Regions from separate parts of the Homo sapiens genome. Here region 2 is linked to region 1. The links are chromatin contacts, found by Hi-C or POLR2A ChIA-PET in ENCODE. All regions are on one chromosome and are shown on one strand. Each heading gives the region's core, a stretch centred on a gene start or an enhancer-like site at or near the end of the contact. The rest is flanking DNA. Distances are from core to core; before and after follow the strand shown. Region 1 holds the start of BACC1 (BPTF associated chromatin complex component 1). Region 2 holds the start of BORCS6 (BLOC-1 related complex subunit 6).

Region 1 (3,145 bases), core at 87-2,586:
TGGCTTGGTCACTATTCCCACCCTTGCCTCGACCACTTGTCTCAATGTCACCACCTCACGCCCTGTTCCAGGTGGCTGAGTCCGAATCCAGTAACCACCACCTCGTTTTGGTTAATCTCAGGCTCGGGTGTTGTAGCAACATTGGAAATGGGAGGGGTTTACGAAGTGAACATGAGGTCAGGTGCCTGAATTCAACAGTCTACCCATTCCCCTTTTCCAGATAATGCTCGGAATATTTTTCAATGTCCATTCCGCTGTGTTGATTGAGGACGTTCCCTTCACGGAGAAAGATTTTGAGTAAGTATTCGGGTGGGGGAGGCGGGCTGGGAGCAGGTGGGAGGTGGCGAGGCCTAGGGTCAGAATTACGTCTGGGAGGCCCGGTGCTTAGGGCCCCTAGGTTAGAGGACTTGGAGAGGAGAGCGGCTTTCTTGAGAATGTGGTTAGGAGCCAGGGAGTCAGACCTCAGCGGCCATCCCAAACCCACCACCTTAGGTGTGACCTCTTTAGGTATTTTACTTTTCTGTGCTTCTCAGTCCACCTCTGCAAAATGGCTATGACAGATCTCACCCCATAGGATGGTCAAGAAGATTGAATAAAGTAATACACGTAACAGCGCCTAAACAGGTGTCGGGCACATAGTGCTCAGAAAATGTTGGCTCCTATTAAAGTTTGACCCCTTTGCTTCATTCCCACCCCCAGGAATGGCCCCCAGAACATATACAACCTTTACGAGCAAGTCAGCTACAACTGTTTCATCGCTGCAGGCCTTTACCTCCTCCTCGGAGGCTTCTCTTTCTGCCAAGTTCGGCTCAATAAGCGCAAGGAATACATGGTGCGCTAGGGCCCCGGCGCGTTTCCCCGCTCCAGCCCCTCCTCTATTTAAAGACTCCCTGCACCGTGTCACCCAGGTCGCGTCCCACCCTTGCCGGCGCCCTCTGCGGGACTGGGTTTCCCGGGCGAGAGACTGAATCCCTTCTCCCATCTCTGGCATCCGGCCCCCGTGGAGAGGGCTGAGGCTGGGGGGCTGTTCCGTTTCTCCACCCTTCGCTGTGTCCCGTATCTCAATAAAGAGAATCTGCTCTCTTCAGCCCTGTGTCTGTGCTTGAGTGGGGGCGAGCACGGGGCTGAGACTAGAGGTCGGCCTCTGCCTGGAAAGTCCCGATGTCTGAGCGGAAGTGGAGCGAAGTGTGGCGCGGAAGTGAGGCGAAGGCTTTCCCCATCGACTGGGCGCGCCGAGCGGTCTAAGCGACTGCGTCTGATGGGGCGGGGAGCCGCCGGGTTGAGCCTATCCGCTGCGGGGAGGGCGGGACTTCCTGCGCGGGGGCCCGAGCCGCTCAGTCTCCCTGCTCTCCGTGGTCCCGGCTCGCGTGTAGCGGCGGCGGCGGCGTCTCCGTGAGGAGGCGCGCGGGGCCATGACGTCAGCGTCCACAAAGGTTCGACCTCCCTCGCGGACAGCGCTCCCTGGCGGCCACGGGAGGGCGGGCCCCCCACTTGGCTCGCGGCTCTTCCGCCCCGGGCGGGGGGCGGGCGGGAGCCGAGCCTGGGGTGGGGCTAGGGGCTCCGGGCGGGACGGGGAGGGCGGGCGCCGGCCCCCCGTGACGCTGCCCCGCCCCCAGGTCGGAGAGATCTTCTCGGCGGCCGGCGCCGCCTTCACGAAGCTCGGGGAGCTGACGATGCAGCTGCATCCCGTGGCCGACTCTTCTCCTGCGGGGTACGTGAGCCCGGACTGGGACGTGGACGCTGAGAGCGGGCGCTTGGACTCGGTCACAGACACGGACCCTCTCTAGCACAGGGACAGACATTAGTTTCCCTTTGTGCGTGGCACAGCACAGAGTCGGTGTTAATAAATGATCGTTGGGTGAGGGAATGAATGACAGATAAAAATACAGACAGGCCCATAGCCCAGACTCCTGTTTCACAGTTCTCCCTGCTGCGAACGGGTCGACCACAAACCACCGCCACTCCCAACCACCCCAGTTCATGGAATTCCCCCAGACGGCTGCAGGCTGTGTTGGTGGGTCTGTTTTGAAAAGCCCTTCCTGGCGAGTTGGTTTCAGTGTGCTGTGTACAGCAGCCGTTTAACGTTGATGGTGGAAAGGGGTGTCTAAGGTGGAGGTGGTTGTGATTTCTTGTGATTGGGGTCCTCCCGGTTCCCGCAGGGCCTCAAGAGCTTTCCGCCTCCCCTTACGGAGGACCTCTTTATGCATCCGTGGAAGGGGTCCCAGAAATCGGAAGGAGGCGGCTGGTTGGCTGTGGGATGCATAGCCTGTGGGCGGGCTCCACACCCCCCCTCCCATTTTTGCTATCCCCCCTCTCCCCTTCTGACAGTGCGAAGTGGACGGAGACGGAAATAGAGATGCTGAGGGCTGCTGTGAAGCGATTTGGGGACGATCTTAATCACATCAGCTGTGTCATCAAGGAACGGACAGTGTGAGGGAGGGTGGCTGCCAGAAAAGGGCGGGTGGGCAGCCTTCTTCCTCCTTACCCAAGGTTCCATCGTCCTCAGAACTCCTTTCCAGCTCAGCTGCTTCCCTACTTTGTCACTAGTTTTTTAGAATCCCCTTGAGGACTGAAAGAATAGAATTGTCACAGTTGGTCAGAAGTTCCTAAAATGCTGTGGTAATCCTTCCAAGAATGTGAATTTAGGTTGCCTGAGATGCTGTTATTGTATTTGATGATGGAAGTCCCCTGGTTATTTATATAAATGTTTGAGGACCCCACTGCAGTGTTTCCAGGGATATGGTGACCCTGAACTAGTTGATCAGTAAATCTCAATCCACCTGTAAATCACCAAGCTCTACCTGATGTCTCTCCCAGAAGAGAATTAGGAGATGGGCCTTTCCCACTACTCAGTTCAGGGACTCCACTCTCCACACTCCATCCATCCTGAGTGAGTGTAAAACTTCGAGAAAGTGAGAACCCTACCAATGGGTTGGGGCCCCGACCTGGATTCTTATGAAGGGACTCCCAGAACCCCTTCCCCTCCCGTCCCCTCTTCTGTTAGTCTCTCTGATGACTCCTTTCCTAACCTCTTCTCTCTTTTCTTCAGGGCCCAGATAAAGGCCACTGTGAAACGCAAGGTATATGAAGATTCTGGCATCCCCCTTCCAGCTGAGTCACCCAAGAAAGGGCCCAAGAAGGTGGC
Region 2 (3,181 bases), core at 582-3,081, 1.2 Mb after region 1:
CAGCAGCAGCACTTTAATTCCACAAAAACTCAGAAAGCCAAAACTGATTAGAACACTCCACAACAGGTGAGCTTCAAAACCAGCAACATTCTACCTGAACCCTGAGAGCAGTGAGACGCCTCCCACCTCACCCCCTCCGCCGTGCAACCCATTCCTCCTAGCTGCACGCCGGTTCTGGCTGGGGAAGTGGTATGGTAGAGGGCCAGAGGGCAGAAGCAGAAGGCTCTCCATCAGCAGGGGTGCATCTTTGCCTGCGGGGTGTTTGGCCAAGGACGGCACAAGCTCCCACAGCCCCTGGCACCTGAGATGTGGCCACTGGAGTCAGGATAGCCACAGTGGGGGCTGGGGCTTCCTCTGTCCCTTTCTCCTGATTACATGTGGGAGTCACGTCCTCACCTTCAAGCAGACCTAAAGCCCCGTGTTCCCAGGGCTGGTGCTCTAGCTAGGGAGGAGAGTTGGGAAGAACAGGGTAGCTACAGATGGCCAACTGAATACAAGCAGAGCAACATCCCTTCCCACCAGGAGAGCCGTTAGAACTTCCCCACATACACCAGCCTAAGGCCCAGCGAGTGGGCACGGGCCAGCTGAACGCATCTGGAAGAGCCTCCAACACACAGGCCTCCCCTCAGTGGGCACTTCCCACCAGGACTCCCTGAAGAGTCCTTAGGGTCCTGCTGGGCCCTGCCCTGGCCAGGACCGGCCTCTCCTGTCCTCCTGGTCACTTGCACAGGGCCTCCAACACCTCCAGAGTACGTCGGATATCCCGGACTTGGCGCGCCAGCCCCTGAACCGGCTGCAGAGCCCGCTCCAGCTCCTCGCAGCGCGCCAGCAGGGTGTACATGCCCTTGATGCTCATGTCCACGGCTTCACCTAAGGAGTCCACAGCATCGCGGTAGGTCTGGATGCAACCCACGCTCAGCGCCGTCAGCTCCTGCACCGCGCCACCCAGACCGCGAAGCAGACGGTCCACCCGGCCTCCCAGCTCCCGACTCAACCGCTCCAGATCCCGCAGCACCTCGGGGTCGATTGGGGGAATGGCCGGTGTGGGTGTGGGTGCAGGCGCTGGGCAGGGCCGCGCAGGGGCAGAAGGCGGGGGTGGAGGCGCGCCGCTCAGACGGATCTTGAGTTGCAGGTTGTTGGCGACAAAGTGGGTAAGGTCGCCGTGGCGGCTCACTGTGCCTTCGAGCTCCAGGGGACTGGAGATGGTGGCGCGGCGTCCGCCGCCCGCGCCGGACTCGGCACTCCCTGAGGACCCGGCGCCACCGCACGCCTCGCTCAGCCCGTCCAGGCTGCGGCTGTCCTGAAGACGGCTGGAGAACGAGCGGCCGGCTCTGCTGCCCGCGGCCGCCTCCTCGTCGTTGTCTTCCTCCTCCTGCTGCTCAACATCCATCCCGCCGCCTGGTCCCCCTCGACGGCAGTCCCTCCCGGAGGAGGGCTTGCCCTCGGGCGGCGCCGGGTTCTTGTGCCGGGAGGACAGGGAAGGTTCGTGCTCTGCACCCGGCGCCCCCCTGCGGCTCCCGGCCCCAGACAGCGTCCCTTGAGGGCCGGGCTCGTTCTCCAGAGCCTCCCGTTCCGGCCGGTGGACGACGCCGCAGCTTGACGTCTTCGGGGACGTCCTGGGGTGGCGGTTCGCGCCCCCAACGTTCTCGGTCTCTTCCTCCCCGGACACCCGGAGGCCTGCGGGCGGCTCAGAGGACGTTCGGCCCGGCCCGCCGCCAAAGACTAGGGCCTGATGTTCCGCTACAGCCAGAAGGTCCGTCTCGGGCCCGGGCCGCCCCCGAGACGACTCCATACTGCAGGTGGGGGCCGCAACGGAGGAATTGGTTCGCCCCGGCTCCGGAGGCAGTGGCTGCGCCTTTAAGGGGCGTTGGTAGAGGCGAGCCGATTGGCAGCGGCTGACAATGGTAAGGACAGGAAAAGCATTTTGATTGGTCGCGGCGACCAGGAAGTCCCGGAAGAAGAGCTGTTACTGCACAGCGGAACACACGTGAACGCCGGCAGGGTGGAGAGAAGGAGGTGACAGCTGCTCCCGTCGCCCCGCCCTTTCTGAAAGCTGATGGGGCAGATCTTAAAGACCAAGGTCCTCAAATTCCTGAGTCCCGAGGGGTGGGGCTCAGATCCTTTCTGCCTGTAATTGTACCCCCCCCAACAGTGATTGCTTAGCAAAAATACCAAGTGGGGAGCCCACTTGGGGTTCCTAGAGAGGTTCTTAGGATGAAAATGGCATATCCTTCTTGGACCATCAGGGTTGAACCTAGTTGACTAAAAAGAAGGAAACCAGAAGTCCAGCATGAGCATGAATGGTTTGCTCTATCTTTCTTGGTTAAGAGACCTAACCACTGAACTGCTCAGAGCGACCCACTGTGGTCAAGGCAGCGGCCTCTGGGCTTTCCTATGCGTTTGTCACTCTTGTTCTGTGTCTCTTGCCCCTTTCACACTGAGGGGTCTCGCCCCTTGGAGGATGGCGTGTGATTTTGCCACGAGGTAAAATATTCAACAAATGAAATGATCACAAATTTTGATATGTGCTATACAGGAAATAAAGTGTTATGATTGAGAATATAACTGAGCAGGCACTAGTTTAGGTAAGGGGTCAGGAAAATACCTCTTTGGTGAGACTTTTAACTAAAAAGAACCAAAAAGACGCAGCCACCCCCCAGGCAGAGAGAAGAAAACTTGAGCTACCTCTCAGAGACAAAGAAGTCTTGACGTATTCAAGAAACTGAGGTGAGGGGGCAGGAGACATTGGGACTAAAACAAAATCAGCAAGATAAGGGGAAGGATTTCGAGCCAAGGAGCTGAACAGGCAGCAGGGGCCACGTCATGCAGGGGGCCTTGTAGTTCCTGTTAGGGAATGGAGATTTCCTCTAAATGCAATGGTGCAGCGACATTGGAAAGGTTGTACATTGCAACACATAGCCAAAGCTTGGAGACATCAGTATTTTTATTTATTTATTTATTTATTTATTTATTTATTTATTTATGTATTTAGAGACAGAGTCCCACTCCGTCACCCAGGCTGGAGTGCAGTGGCGCGATCTCGGCTCACTGCAACCTCCGCCTCCTGGGTTCACGCGATTCTCCTAACTCAGTCTCCCGGGTAGCTGGGATTACAAGCGCCCGCCACCACGCCCGGCTAATTTTGTATTTTTAGTAGAGATGGGGTTTCACCATGTTGGCC

What was found. Hi-C counts contacts between places; a loop is a spot of excess contacts on that map. ChIA-PET counts read pairs that join two places held with the same protein, here RNA polymerase II (POLR2A). Pooled maps may share reads with other maps.
Region 2: a map of ovary shows a loop between it and region 1 (10-fold over the local background). The contact joins the promoter of BORCS6 here to the promoter of BACC1 in region 1. A Hi-C loop is called at or near these places in 1 of 168 maps with a recorded cell type or tissue (ovary) and 9 of 50 pooled maps. POLR2A ChIA-PET finds 5 or more read pairs at or near these places in 1 of 52 experiments (MCF 10A).

The regions. Positions count from the first base shown.
Region 1 is chr17:7,013,446-7,016,590 of GRCh38, forward strand. BACC1 (BPTF associated chromatin complex component 1) reads left to right here and starts at 1,337. Exons shown (of 6, transcript NM_174893.4): 1 at 1,337-1,433; 2 at 1,617-1,711; 3 at 2,329-2,430; 4 at 3,050-3,145. The coding sequence starts at 1,413. It overlaps RNASEK (ribonuclease K), which reads left to right. Exons shown (of 3, transcript NM_001004333.5): 2 at 221-297; 3 at 700-1,087. The coding sequence ends at 841. It overlaps RNASEK-C17orf49 (RNASEK-C17orf49 readthrough), which reads left to right. Exons shown (of 8, transcript NR_037717.1): 2 at 221-297; 3 at 700-1,433; 4 at 1,617-1,711; 5 at 2,329-2,430; 6 at 3,050-3,145. It overlaps MIR497HG (mir-497-195 cluster host gene), which reads right to left. Exons shown (of 3, transcript NR_038310.1): 3 at 2,373-2,569. RefSeq lists enhancers at 799-1,299, 1,050-1,179, 1,650-2,150, 2,563-3,145 and a silencer at 1,270-1,719.
Region 2 is chr17:8,188,349-8,191,529 of GRCh38, forward strand. It overlaps BORCS6 (BLOC-1 related complex subunit 6), which reads right to left and starts at 1,832. Exons shown (of 1, transcript NM_017622.3): 1 at 1-1,832. The coding sequence starts at 1,792. The coding sequence ends at 719. LOC124903913 (a long non-coding RNA gene) reads right to left here. Exons shown (of 2, transcript XR_007065604.1): 2 at 2,927-3,181. RefSeq lists enhancers at 999-1,645, 1,624-1,903, 1,646-2,291 and silencers at 1,084-1,133, 1,204-1,263, 1,464-1,513.